Regions from separate parts of the Homo sapiens genome. Here region 2 is linked to region 1. A link is a loop called in an ENCODE intact Hi-C map of the cell type or tissue named here. Cell type or tissue: PC-3. All regions are shown on one strand. Each heading gives the region's core, and the rest is flanking DNA. Links, peaks and the distances in the headings are about the cores only.

Region 1 (6,001 bases), core at 698-5,697:
CTTCCCCTTGACCACACTCTCACTGCCCAAAGAGTGCACCTTTCAAATAAAGCCTTTGCCCTTAATCCTTGCCTCAGGCTCTGTTTTCTTGGGGACTTGGGCTAAGACAGGTCATGTGAACGTTGCACAAGCCAGATAACAGGGAGGAAAAGGCTTTCTGAATTGAGACCATGTATGAGACAAGGGCTGGGATTGTTAATAAGCCCATTCAGTGAATTTTTTTTTTCTTTTGAGACGGAGTCTCACTCTGTCGCCCAGGCTGGAGTGCAGTGGTGCAGTCTCGGCTCACTGCAACCTCTGCCTCCCGAGTTCAAGCAATTCTCTGCCTCAGCTTCCTGAGTAGCTGGTTTTACAGGTGCCCGCCACCATGCCCAGCTAATATTGTGTGTGTGTGTGTGTGTGTGTGTGTGTGTGTGTGTGTGTGTGTTTTGATGGAGTTTCGCACTGTTGCCCAGGCTGGAGTGCAATGTCGCGATCTCAGCTCACTGCAAGCTCCACCTCCTGGGTTCACGCCATTCTCCTGCCTCAGCCTCCCGAGTAGCTGGGACTACAGGCACCTACCACCACGCCTGGCTAATTTTTTGTGTTTTTAGTACAGACAGGGTTTCACTGTGTTGGCCAGGATGGTCTCGATCTCCTGACCCTGTGATCCGCCCGCCTCAGCCTCACAAAGTGCTGGGATTACAGGAGTGAGCCACTGCGCCCGGCCTAATTTTTGTATTTTTAGTAGAGATGGGGTTTCACCATCTTGGCCAGGCTGGTCTTAAACTCCTGACCTTGTGATCCACCTGCCTCGGCCTCCCAACGTGCTGGGATTACAGGTGTGAGCTACCACACCTGGCCTCAGTGAATTTTTATTGAACTGTTTGATTAACATGGTCATGCCAACTACCACCTTGGAGCCCAGGTCATCAGAAAATCAGAGGCACCAGGCTGTGGGCCCCATGCACCAGCTCACTCCCCTGGGCTCCAGCTCAGCCCAGCCTGATAGCCCAAAAAGTCTTCCTCTCAGCCGTTTTGTGTGTGGGGCTGTGTCTTCTTTAGCAGCTTGCAAATTCCAGCCATGGAAACCCAAGCAAGGGCAGAGAATCAGAGCAGATTCTCTCCTTTACCTTGTGCTATATTTTAATAAATTAATGCAGTTGTAGTTATGTAGAAAGAGATTTGCTCTCGGGTAATGAGGACAACATGGCAGCCTAACTGCTGGTGCATGAATTGGGCAGGCAGGAGGCCTTACCCTCAGGGACACCTGCTCTCTCTTAGGTCGGCCAATCCACAACAGGGCGCTCATCCAATTTCTGTCCACCTGAGAGTCCACGAGGGCACACCCAGCTGTGCTCCTTCCTGATCAGGTCCCACTTACCACCCACAAAAGGGGAGAACATGGCTCTTTTGAAGGATCCTCATTGAGGGCTCTCATGAGTAAATTATCAATGAAAGTTGATAATTAAAGCAACTACCTCATTTGTTGATAATCCAGCAACAAGTGAGGTAGTTACATTAATATTAAAAGCAGTAACACACACCTTAGATTTGTATGGCATTGTGTTGTTTTAAAAATTCTTTTCCAGGTATTGTGCAGTCTGATTACAATGGCACAAGCTACAGCTCAAGCAGCCTTGAGCTAAGAATCGTTGAATAGTAGCAGTGCCATAGGGTTCAATGTATTCGGCAGCCGACGTCCAGATTCCAGGGGAAAGGCAACGTGATTACACAGAGGCTTTGTGAAGGGAAGGACTAAAGGAAGAGATGTAGAAAGAGGGGAAAGGGCCGGGCGCGGTGGCTCACGCCTGTAATCCCAGCACTTTGGGAGGCCAAGGCAAGTGGATCACGAGGTCAGGAGTTTCAGACCAGCCTGATGAAGGTGGTGAAACCCCGTCTCTACTAAAAATACAAAAATTAGCCGGGGGCAGTGGCAGGCACCTGTAATCCCAGATACTTGGGCGGCTGAGGCAGGAGAATCTCTTGAACCCAGGAGGCGGAGGTTGCAGTGAGCTGAGATCACGCCACTGCACTCTATCTAGCCTGGGCAACAGAGCAAGACTCTGTCAAAAAAAAAGAAAAGGAAGAAAGGAAGAAAGGAAGAAAAAAGAAAGAAAGAAAGAAAGAAAGAAAGAAAGAAAGAAAGAAAGAAAGAAAGAAAGAAAGAAGGGAGGGAGGGAGGGAGGGAGGGAAGGAAGGAAGGAAGGAAGGAAGGAAGGAAGGAGAAAGAATAAGAAATGGGCACTTTGGGAGGCCAAGGTGGGCGGATCATGAGGTCAGGAGATCGAGACCATCCTAGCTAACACGGTGAAACCCCGCCTCTACTAAAAATACAAAAAAATTAGCTGGGTGTGGTGGTGGGCGCCTGTAGTCCCAGCTACTTGGGAGGCTGAGGTGGGAGAATGGCATAAACCCGGGAGGCGGAGCTTGCAGTGAACAGAGATCATGCCGTCAAAAAAAAAAAAAAAAAAAAAAGAAGAAGAAGAAAAAGAAAAGAAATCGGCATGAAATCAAAGTGGCCAACAAGGACCACTTTTCCTATGGAGAAGAGTTCAGTGTGGTTTTGAGGTTTGGAATTTGATCTGTATTCTTTCAACCAACAATGAACAGATTTAAAAGTAGGTATTTGACAAGTATTTGCTCACTGATGAACAAACACAGAGGTCAACAAAAGAGGGTTACCAGCACCCCAGAGTGAAAGAATGGAGAGTGGGAATGCGGCTTGTTTGTCTAAGCAGTGGTGGAGCTGAAGCCACTTTGATTTCCAGTATGGAATAATTCGTCAGGTGACCTGGGATGAGAATGTTAACCCTCTTTTTGTTGCTATGAAAAAGGCGGATAATATCTATTCCATACAGGGCAGCACTAAAGGAGGGTAAACATGATTGATCACTGTGACTTTGAGGAAGGAAGACAGTATAATAAATACTAATTATAATAACCATTCCTGGCTTCTAAGAAAAATGCCTTTTAAAAAAGGAAGGAAGGAAAGAACAATCCCTCCAACAGGGGGCCTCCTGGGACAGGCTTGGTGTGTCATGGCCTCGTGCCGGTCCGAATAAATCCAAAGGGGAAAGGATTCGGTGACAGTTCACAACAGCAGGAGCAGGCAGAAGACCTTCGCTTTTTTCAACGTTTTACATAAATTAATTTCATGTTTCAATTGCCACATTATCACAACTTTAGATTAATATACATGGGGCCAAGACTTGCAGATAATTGTATATTTCTGCACTTCACGTAAATGCTAGCTATAAACATTTAAAATGTAAAATGTAAAATGAGCGGTGGCTCATGCCTGTAATCCCAGCACTCTGGAAGGCCAAGGCAGGCTGAGGCAGGCGGATCACTTGAGGTCAGGAGTTCGAAACCAGCCTGGCCAACATGGTGAAACCTCATCTCTACTAAAAAAAATACAAAAATTTGCTGGGCAGGGTGGCGTGCGCCTATAATCCCAGCTACTCAGGAGGCTGAGGCAGGAGAATTGCTTGAATCCTGGAGGCGGAGGTTGCAGTGAGCTGAGATCGTGCCACTGCACTCCAGCCTGGGTGACAGAGCAAGACTCTATCTCAAAAAAAAAAAAAAAAAAAAAAAAAAAAAAAATATATATATATATATATATATATATATATATATACACATACATATATATATACACACACACATACATATATATATATATGGTTGGCCTACATATATATATACACATACATATATATATATATATACACACATATACATATATATATATATATATATATATATATATATATATATATATATATATATGGTTGGCCAGGCACTGTGGGTCATACCTGTAATCCCAGCACTTTCAGAGGCTGAGGCAGGAAGATTGCTTAAGCTCAGGAGTTTGACACCAACCTGGGCAATATAGTGAGACCCATCTCTATAAAAATTACAAAAAAAATTAGCCAGGCGTGGTGGTTCATGCCTGAAGTCTTAGCTGCTCCGGAGGCTGAGGCAGGAGGATTGCTGGAGTCCAGGACGTCGAGGCTGCAGTGAGTCATGATTGTGCCAGTGCACTCCAGCCTGGGAGACAGAGCAAGACCCTGTCTCAAAAAAAAAAAAAAGTAAAGTCCATAAACTAGCTTCATATAAAAACTCCGGTATATACAACGACAGATATTTCATCATCTCTGGCCCCTAGCAAATAGTTGCATCCTTGAGTGAATCATTTCAGCTCTCTGTGACTTTGTAATTCCAATCTTATATCCTGTACACTGCCTAGTGCCTTCTGGAAATAAATGGGAACATGCCTGAACTTTCCAGATAAATTTACCAGCCCTTTAGCCCTTCCCCTCTCGGCTCTCTGTTTCTTCCCTGTTTCTCGAGAACACGCACATGGTTTACAGCGTGCTTTACAGCGTTTCAAGCCCAAACAGAACACGCTCCACAGGGAAGGGGCTGATTGGTTTAGTTTTCAGGCAGCCCCGCGAGGGGTGGTAATTGACACTTGAACAATGACATGTTGCATTCCTTCATATCGCAGCAGTAATTGAACACACATGAACCCCCTGCACTGGTGACCCTGGAGTGTGCCACACACCTGGAAATAGTGAGGTTCAATTAATATGTCACCGCCACTAAGCAGCTACCAGTGAGAACCACCAGTCAGCTGCCACAGCCCAGCGGTCACAGAACAAAGCAGAGAGCAATGCGGGGTGAACCCCGGGAGCTGCTGCTCCCCTGCAGAGCTTCCCCGGACTGGCCCCTAAAATCTGGTTTTCCCAAAAAAACTTACTCACTTTTAATGACTCCAATTAATTTTATCTAACAGCTTTGTTCACCTCTCCCTCAAAGAGTTATTTTTGCATTAAAATAGCAAAATGCTCAACTAGAAGGGGACGGCAATGACCCAGCTAAATTTTTGTGATGACACTTTTAATATAAAAAACAGATCAGAAATGGAATATGATATGAATATGAATATGAAAGGCGGGATTCAAGCCAAGGAAATAAAGAAAGAATGATGGATTCCACCTCTTTCATTCAGTCCCTTGAGTATTTGTGGTGTGCTGACAGTAGCCCGGGGTTACTGCAGAGATTATTGCAAGCCTGGCAGCTGCTCTTCCAGAGCTCACAGACTCGGGGTGATAGCACAATGATGTGGGACAAATCCCCCGAGGCAGAGAATGGGGCACCCAGGGCAGCCTCATCAGTGCCCTCCCCTCATCTGGAAATCTCAGGAGACTTCCTGGAGGAAGCTGCATCTAAGCTGGAGAAGCAGCAGGAGTGAGGAGGGGAAGAGAAGGGAGAGGGGAGAGGGGTCCAGGCAGAGGCCAGCACTGCCAAGGCTGTGAGGCCAGAGAGAAAGTGGCAACATGAGGAGGGGGTGCAGAAGGAAAAGGGGAGTTTGGAAGCCAAGGTCAGAAGTGGGCACTTCCATTTCAGAGCCTAGTTACACTTTTTCCAGAACCAATAGCTATTCTCCTCCTTAAACACACACACACACACACACACACACACACACACACACACACAGAGAGAGAAAGAGCGAGAGAGAATATTAGCATTCAAACAAGAGTAAAGCTACAATTTTGGCATATTCTTGGAAGAGAGGAAAATGGACATTTCATTTTATATTTAATAAATTCCATTTAATTAATTAACAAAACCTGGCAGCACTCCCCGAATGAATGAAAATCTGCCAAATCTGAAGGCCAACAACGCTGTTGCACAAAGTCTGACAACTTGCTGTCCCTGGCCACACCCCAGCCCAGATCTCCCTGCCAGCCTTGTCATTTTGTCGTGCGTTTGCTGGCAGTGGCACGCAGCGGGTTACTTCGGGTCTCTGGGCTCAGGCTTCCCCTGTAAGGTGAGGAGCTGTGACTTAGGTATACTGCACTTTAGCACTGGGATTGGCCTCCAGAGAGAACAGGGGCAATCCGGGACACCCCGCTGGTCCCTCTGTGACCCACTCTTGGCCCTTAAGCTCCCTAAGGAGGGAGGTCTCCTGTCTATACAGGACCAATCTAGGCTACTCTAGACATCAAGATAC
Region 2 (6,001 bases), core at 579-5,578, 57 kb after region 1:
TTATTAAGCCTTATTTGAACAAGTGTTGAAATAAATCTGCTTCGTATGGCAGAGCTAAAATTTTAGTTTTTTTTTTGTTTACACTAGTAAACAAGTGATTGTTGCTGCCAAACTTTGGTACTAAAACAATGACAGAGACAACCATAAAATGCCAGTTGTCTCCTCAGCCCAGGGTCCAAGTGTTAGGCAGTAGAGAGGCAGGCTTTCAGCCTGAAAACTCCCGTTGGTGGGCACACTCGCACACGTGTCCACACACAAAGCATCTAGACAAGTTTCTATCTACGTGGATGAGGTAGAGTTGGGGCAGCAATGTTTTTCCATGCGTGTTTACTAAATGATTTAGTTCCATGTGCTGTTTTGGTTAATGCAATTATTTTACTTTTATTTAGGGAGGAGGAAGAAAAATCCCCGTGTAAAAATGTAGCTGCTGTATACATTTTTAAGTATCCTTGGGTTAAGTTTCCTCACCAACATTTCACACAGTTATATAGCATCTAGGTAACTAGTATACATGTTCAAATAAATATACGTATGTAAGAAATAGCTATTTATGAGACACATAAAAGAATGTCTTATTTGAGATTGTGGCCAGAAACAACCATAAACATATCGATGATGTTGTTTGGAGGTACAAGACCTAATCCTTTCACTTTTGAAATAAAGACAAAAGACAACATAATTATGTTTGTTGACATAACTTGAACCCTGAAACCCAAACCATCTTGTTTTAAAATCCTTAATTTACCATACTCAGCAAAACACCCCAGAGTAACGTGCATTTTCAGAGTGCCAAACAACTCTCCCCTTCCACACAGAATATATGCATTTAGTGCTGTATTTATCATGTGTAGGTTTCTTGGCAAGAAGAAAAGCTATTCAGCAAAACATAAAAAAGCTCTTAGTAGGAAAGCTATCCATTTTGTAGTTAGCAGGGTTTTGCAAATACTAAAATATCACATGGAAGGTCTGTTTTAATAAGGCTGATGCATGAGACCCAGGGAGTTTTATAGCGACAACCATAATTTTTTTTTTTTTTGTGAGGTAGTCACATTTCTCTCAGTGTTCAAAAGCGTGGATAGATACGTAAATACAGGAAACACCATGTCAACCATAATTTTGACTTAAGGTCAGGACTGTTTTATCATTCCAAAATTTGTTCTGTAAAGACATTTCCGTTATTTGAAGGCTGTTTCACTTCCTAGACAGCTCTGGAGTTTTCCCGTTCGTTTTGTCACAGACTCGAGCCTTCAGAAAACCAAGCCTTTCATCTGTGCAACCTCACCCTTCTCATTCTTCAAAAGCATGTGTTGAGAACGGGAACTCTGAAAACATAAGAACCTACTCTGGGATTAAAACGCAAATCTAACCCTTAATAAGCACAGATGGAAGGTCTTTCTGCAAGGAGGTAAAGTTGTTTCCCGAAAACACATCAGTTACTTTTTTCCAGAAAAGAACTTCGAGCAAACCAGAATTATTCTTTTTCCCTGAAAACATGGGGAAGGGAGAAACGATAGGCCAATATAACATTTCTCTATTTTGTTATTTTTTCATTTTTAAAATAAACTGTTGAAATTGTGAGTCACTATATATTTTCTTTTCTTTCTTTCTTTTCTTTTTTTTTTTTTTTGAGACAGAGTCTTGCTCTGTCGCCCAGGCTGGAGTGCAGTGGTGCGATGTCGGCTTACTGCAAACTGCGCCTCCCGGGTTCAGACGATTCTCCTGCCTCGGCTTCCCTTGTAGCTGGGATCACAGCCGCATGCCACCACGCCCGGCTAATTTTTGTATTTTTAGTATGACATGATTTCACCACGTTGGCCAGGCTGGTCTTGAACTCCTGACCTCAGGTGATCCGCCTGCCTCGGCCTACCAAAGTGTCAATATATATTTTCTTAAGCCAACTCTCTTAGTTTTTAGCTTCTGCCACTCCGCACCTGGACAGGCCTTCCCAGGGCATAGTCATTGCCACCCTGAGGAAAAAAGGAAATGGTCCTGTCCCAAATGGCTGGCTTACCTGTTGCCAGTTTATTTAAACTTTTTAAGGATTAACAGGAATGACTCGAAAGAAGAATATTTAGTTTTATTATTTTTCTTAAATGAAATCCTGTAATAAACTTTTCAGGGAGGCGAATGTCCGTCTGGGAGATCTGTTGAGAAAGTGCCAGGCTTGGGAAGTGGGTGTTAAGTAGAGGGTAGGGAGGATTCCTCTAATAGGATTCTCTCTGTTGCTCTGTTTGCATAATATTGGAAGGAAACATTCCATGAATAATGTAAAACATAGAACTGTGAGAGCCGTTTTAGGGACAAGATGACTTAGCAGGCCAGAAGTGTAACTTATTCTGAATAAGAAAGCAACTCGCTCTTCTTAACAAATTGGAAGAACTGGCTCAGAGGAGTGCGATAAATCACTTCACCCCTCCACGACCCCTTGGTCCCAAGTAAAAGCTGATGGCCTAGATGCTAATCTGGAACTGCAACTCCCAGAACTTCTCCATTAAGCAGCTGGCTGGGTTGTCCTGTTGCGTGAGGTGGCACCGTCAGGATGGCCACTTTGCAGATAATCATGTTGTCTCTCCTCTGATGGAGAGCCACAGGCTCCCAGCGACACCTGCAGCAAGACACACCTAAAAATAACAAGGGGGTGGCTCGGGACAAGACACACCATGAGCCTCCTTTTGTTATCTTGAGTTACCCTCTCTCCTTCCGGCAGGGTCAAGAAGGAATTCTCCAGACCTACCCAAGATCCTTCGCCACCCAAGGACGGTTTCCCACATGCTTTGAGTTTCTTCTCAGGCTGGGCACTGGGACTCCCCTTGGTGGTGGAGGAAGTCCTACCACTGCCCCTGGGCCTCCCCTGAACAATGCTGGGGTTCACCGACTCACTGTCCTTGTCTGCCACCCTCAGCACTATTGATTATAGCTCTAAAAATAGGATCCACCCACCACTGCTCAGAAGGCTGCTCTGCTAGTCATTTCTAGAACATTCTGTGCCACTGTCCATCTTAAGGTGGGTGGGGGCCCAGGTGTTGAGACTCTATCATATCCTCTCCTGGTGCTTATGTTTGAGAGAACATTCGAAAGATTCTCAAGTTCGGGAATTTGGGCCTCCAGGGACCTCTGTGTAAAAATTGTAACTATGATGGGTATTTTCCTGGGGCCATCCATTCCTGCAAAGTGACATGGATGTGCTGTCCTCTGTGGGCTGTGTCTGGAAATAGGTAGCGTCGGACTGTTGAGGCAGCAACCCCAGGACATAATCCCCATATAACGTGGCTCTCTGGAGCAGGCCCAGACCCTCCCGCAGGGCACGCACAGCCCCAGCCACACCCCTGGGCGGGAGCCACAGAATTAGCACAGTCATCTCGGACTGGGAGGGCCAGAGACTCATTGCTGGTAATGTGAGAGAGGCCTGGCAGCGCCTGAGGGGCACAGCTCAGAGTCGACGAAGAAAGGGCCTTTGTCTGAGTTCATGTCCTCCTCGGGCGCAGTGGCGCCCCTGCCGTGGACGGCTGGTCGGCCTCGGAGTGGACAACACTTCCACAGGGAGCACTATGTGGACAGGACAGCTGGCCTTCTGGCCACCCAGTCCCCTCAGATCGCCAGCAAGGGAAGGACAGAGACCCTGGCCTGGGTCTGTTTCAAGCCCTCTTCTGTATGAAGGATGCTGCCCAGGCCAGCAGCGCCGCCCACCTCTGGTGCCCACCTTTTCCACCCTTTGCTTTCTGGTCCTTCCTGCTAAGGGTTCTCTTGGCTGCAAGCTCAAGCCTCAGTGCCATGGCCTTTTTAGACAGTGTGGGAGACAGTTCAGAGCTCTGAGCTCTGTTGAGAAAAGAAAACTGTTTCTGCGTTTGGCAAAGGTGTGGGTTGTCAGCAGAGATCAAAGTTCTGTTCCTGGCAGGGTGAGCACCTGTGACACACCTTGCCCCTCCCCCTGCGCCAATCCCAGAGAGGCGGTGGCATTTCTGACCCTTCCCTTCCACGGCAGGTGGAGCTCACGGGCAACAGTATTTATGAATACATCCATCCTTCTGACCACGATGAGATGACCGCTGTCCTCACGGCCCACCAGCCGCTGCACCACCACCTGCTCCAAGGTATTCCATCCAGAGGGAAAAAAAAAAACAGACTAAAAGCAAGGCGACATTCTTAAATGGAACTCAGGGCTTTGCTTCCCACATCTGCCAAGTGGCTGGGCATGACTAGGACTGCCCAGCCCAGGTCTCTCCAATACACACACAGCACCCACCACGTGGGGATTTGCATTGATACCTGTGTCTTTTAAGCCAATATTCATCAAGCTCCTATTGTTGGCCAGAACCCGTGTTGAGTGCTAGGTAGAGGACAAAAGTGGTGCAAGCCTGCTCCCCTCGTGCTCTTGGGTCAGAATTCCAGGGATTACAGCATCACGGGTCTAGACCAAGCTTCTCCTTAACCAAGATGCCGTGCCTAAAACTCGGGGGTCGGGGGTGGTCCATGACATTTCATGGGGAAAATTACATATGTGTTTCCTCCAGTTGAAATTTGGCATTTCCTTTGCTTCTGATGATAGATGATAAACCATCTTGGGGTCCCTAGTACCTGTGGCTTTGCCAACAATAGAAATCACAGATGTTTTCCATATCATAGGAAAGTTTTGCAGGTTTAAACATATCGCTTATGCCCACATGCCTACTTCAAAATTTCAGGAGTTCTAAGACCTGCTACTGAATCTTCTTATTTATGTATTAATAAAGCAGCACATTTATATCCGTATCACTGTGTTGAAATATTTTGATAATTATTTTCCAATACAGTTGCTTTTTTGGTAATCTTATATATTTTATTTTATGTATTTAAAAATGTTACTCCAAGTAGGGATCTGTAGGTTTTGTGCTGTGGCACAAATCATTAAGAAGCCCTGGTCATTACACAAATGACTCCTTAAATTTCAATTGTGATGAGTGCTAGGAAGATACAGAAGGACTTATTCCAGGGGCCCTGGCCTTTTAACTCCCTCCAACCATCCAGTGAGGCCAACAGGCCTCTTGACAAATGGGTCTTATGTGTGCTTTGGACTATGGCACCCAGCTTGGCCAGAATACCCCAGTGGAACAAAATGCAAAAGAAGAGGCTTTAAGGGTGATGAGAATGGGGTAGCTGGCTGCAGGAAAAACATGAGTTGCATTCTTATTGCTGTCTTCTGGGGGTTGGTGGGGAGAGGTCATTCTCGGGCTGGGAAGAGAGAATACAAAATAGCACACACAGTTGTAAAATCCCTTGCAGACAGTTCTGTGGCCCGCAAGTTCCAGCTCCAGAAATAGTCACTGGAGTCTAATTATTCCTTACCAAGGAGAGAGCCTGGCATGTTGGTTTCTGAAATGAGATGGGGCACCTAGTTGTAGCTAAGGTCTGATTCTTGGATATGATATGTCTGCAGACATCAACATGAATCATGGCTCTGAAGAGGTAATTTCTAAAAAATGAGGGCTAGGCTAGAACATCGCACCTGAATCGAATTCTTTCACTGTGGGGTTGTTTAAAGCTGGACAAAGACAACAGGTGTCAGAGAATTGCAGAACATAGTGCTGTTACTGTTTTTGAAAATTGCACAGTACGGTTTTTTGTTTTGTTTTGTTTTTTGGAGTTGGAGTTTCATTCTTGTTACCCAGGCAAGGAGTGCAGTGGTGTGATCTCGGCTCACTGCAACCTCCACCACCTGGGTTCAAGCGATTCTCCTGCCTCAGCCCTCCCAAGTAGCTGGGATTACAGGTGCCTGCCACCACGCCTGGCTAATTTTTTTGTATTTTTATTAGAGACAGGGTTTTGCCATGCTGGTCAGACTGGTCTCGAACCTCAGGCGATCTGCCCACCTCAGCCTCCCAAAGTGCTGGGATTACAGGCGTGAGCCACCGTGCCTGGCCTGAAAATTGCACAGTATGTTAACTGTATGGGACTGGGCTTTCTCCCCCTACCCCCGGTTTCATTTTACCCTGCCTGGGTCATAACCTCCCAAAGAGGGATTATA

What was found. Peaks named below come from ENCODE experiments on the same cell type or tissue, not always from the same donor. Only the 100,000 strongest peaks of a DNase experiment are listed, where the experiment ranks them.
Region 2: it touches region 1 in a loop (3-fold over the local background); 1 of 110 quality-filtered maps calls a loop at or near these places.

The regions. Positions count from the first base shown.
Region 1 is chr21:36,659,069-36,665,069 of GRCh38, forward strand. All of the region lies in intron 1 of LOC105369308 (a long non-coding RNA gene), which reads right to left. Among named protein-coding and RNA genes, the nearest start is that of SIM2, 37 kb to the right of the region's middle. RefSeq lists enhancers at 53-554, 555-1,054. In PC-3, for the core only: a CTCF peak has its summit at 2,981; a DNase peak (open chromatin) is centred at 3,013; H3K27ac peaks cover 726 bases.
Region 2 is chr21:36,715,839-36,721,839 of GRCh38, forward strand. It overlaps SIM2 (SIM bHLH transcription factor 2), which reads left to right. Exons shown (of 11, transcript NM_005069.6): 4 at 3,983-4,091. Among named protein-coding and RNA genes, the nearest start is that of SIM2, 20 kb to the left of the region's middle. RefSeq lists an enhancer at 3,674-4,460. In PC-3, for the core only: a CTCF peak has its summit at 3,502; a DNase peak (open chromatin) is centred at 3,363; H3K27ac peaks cover 2,373 bases.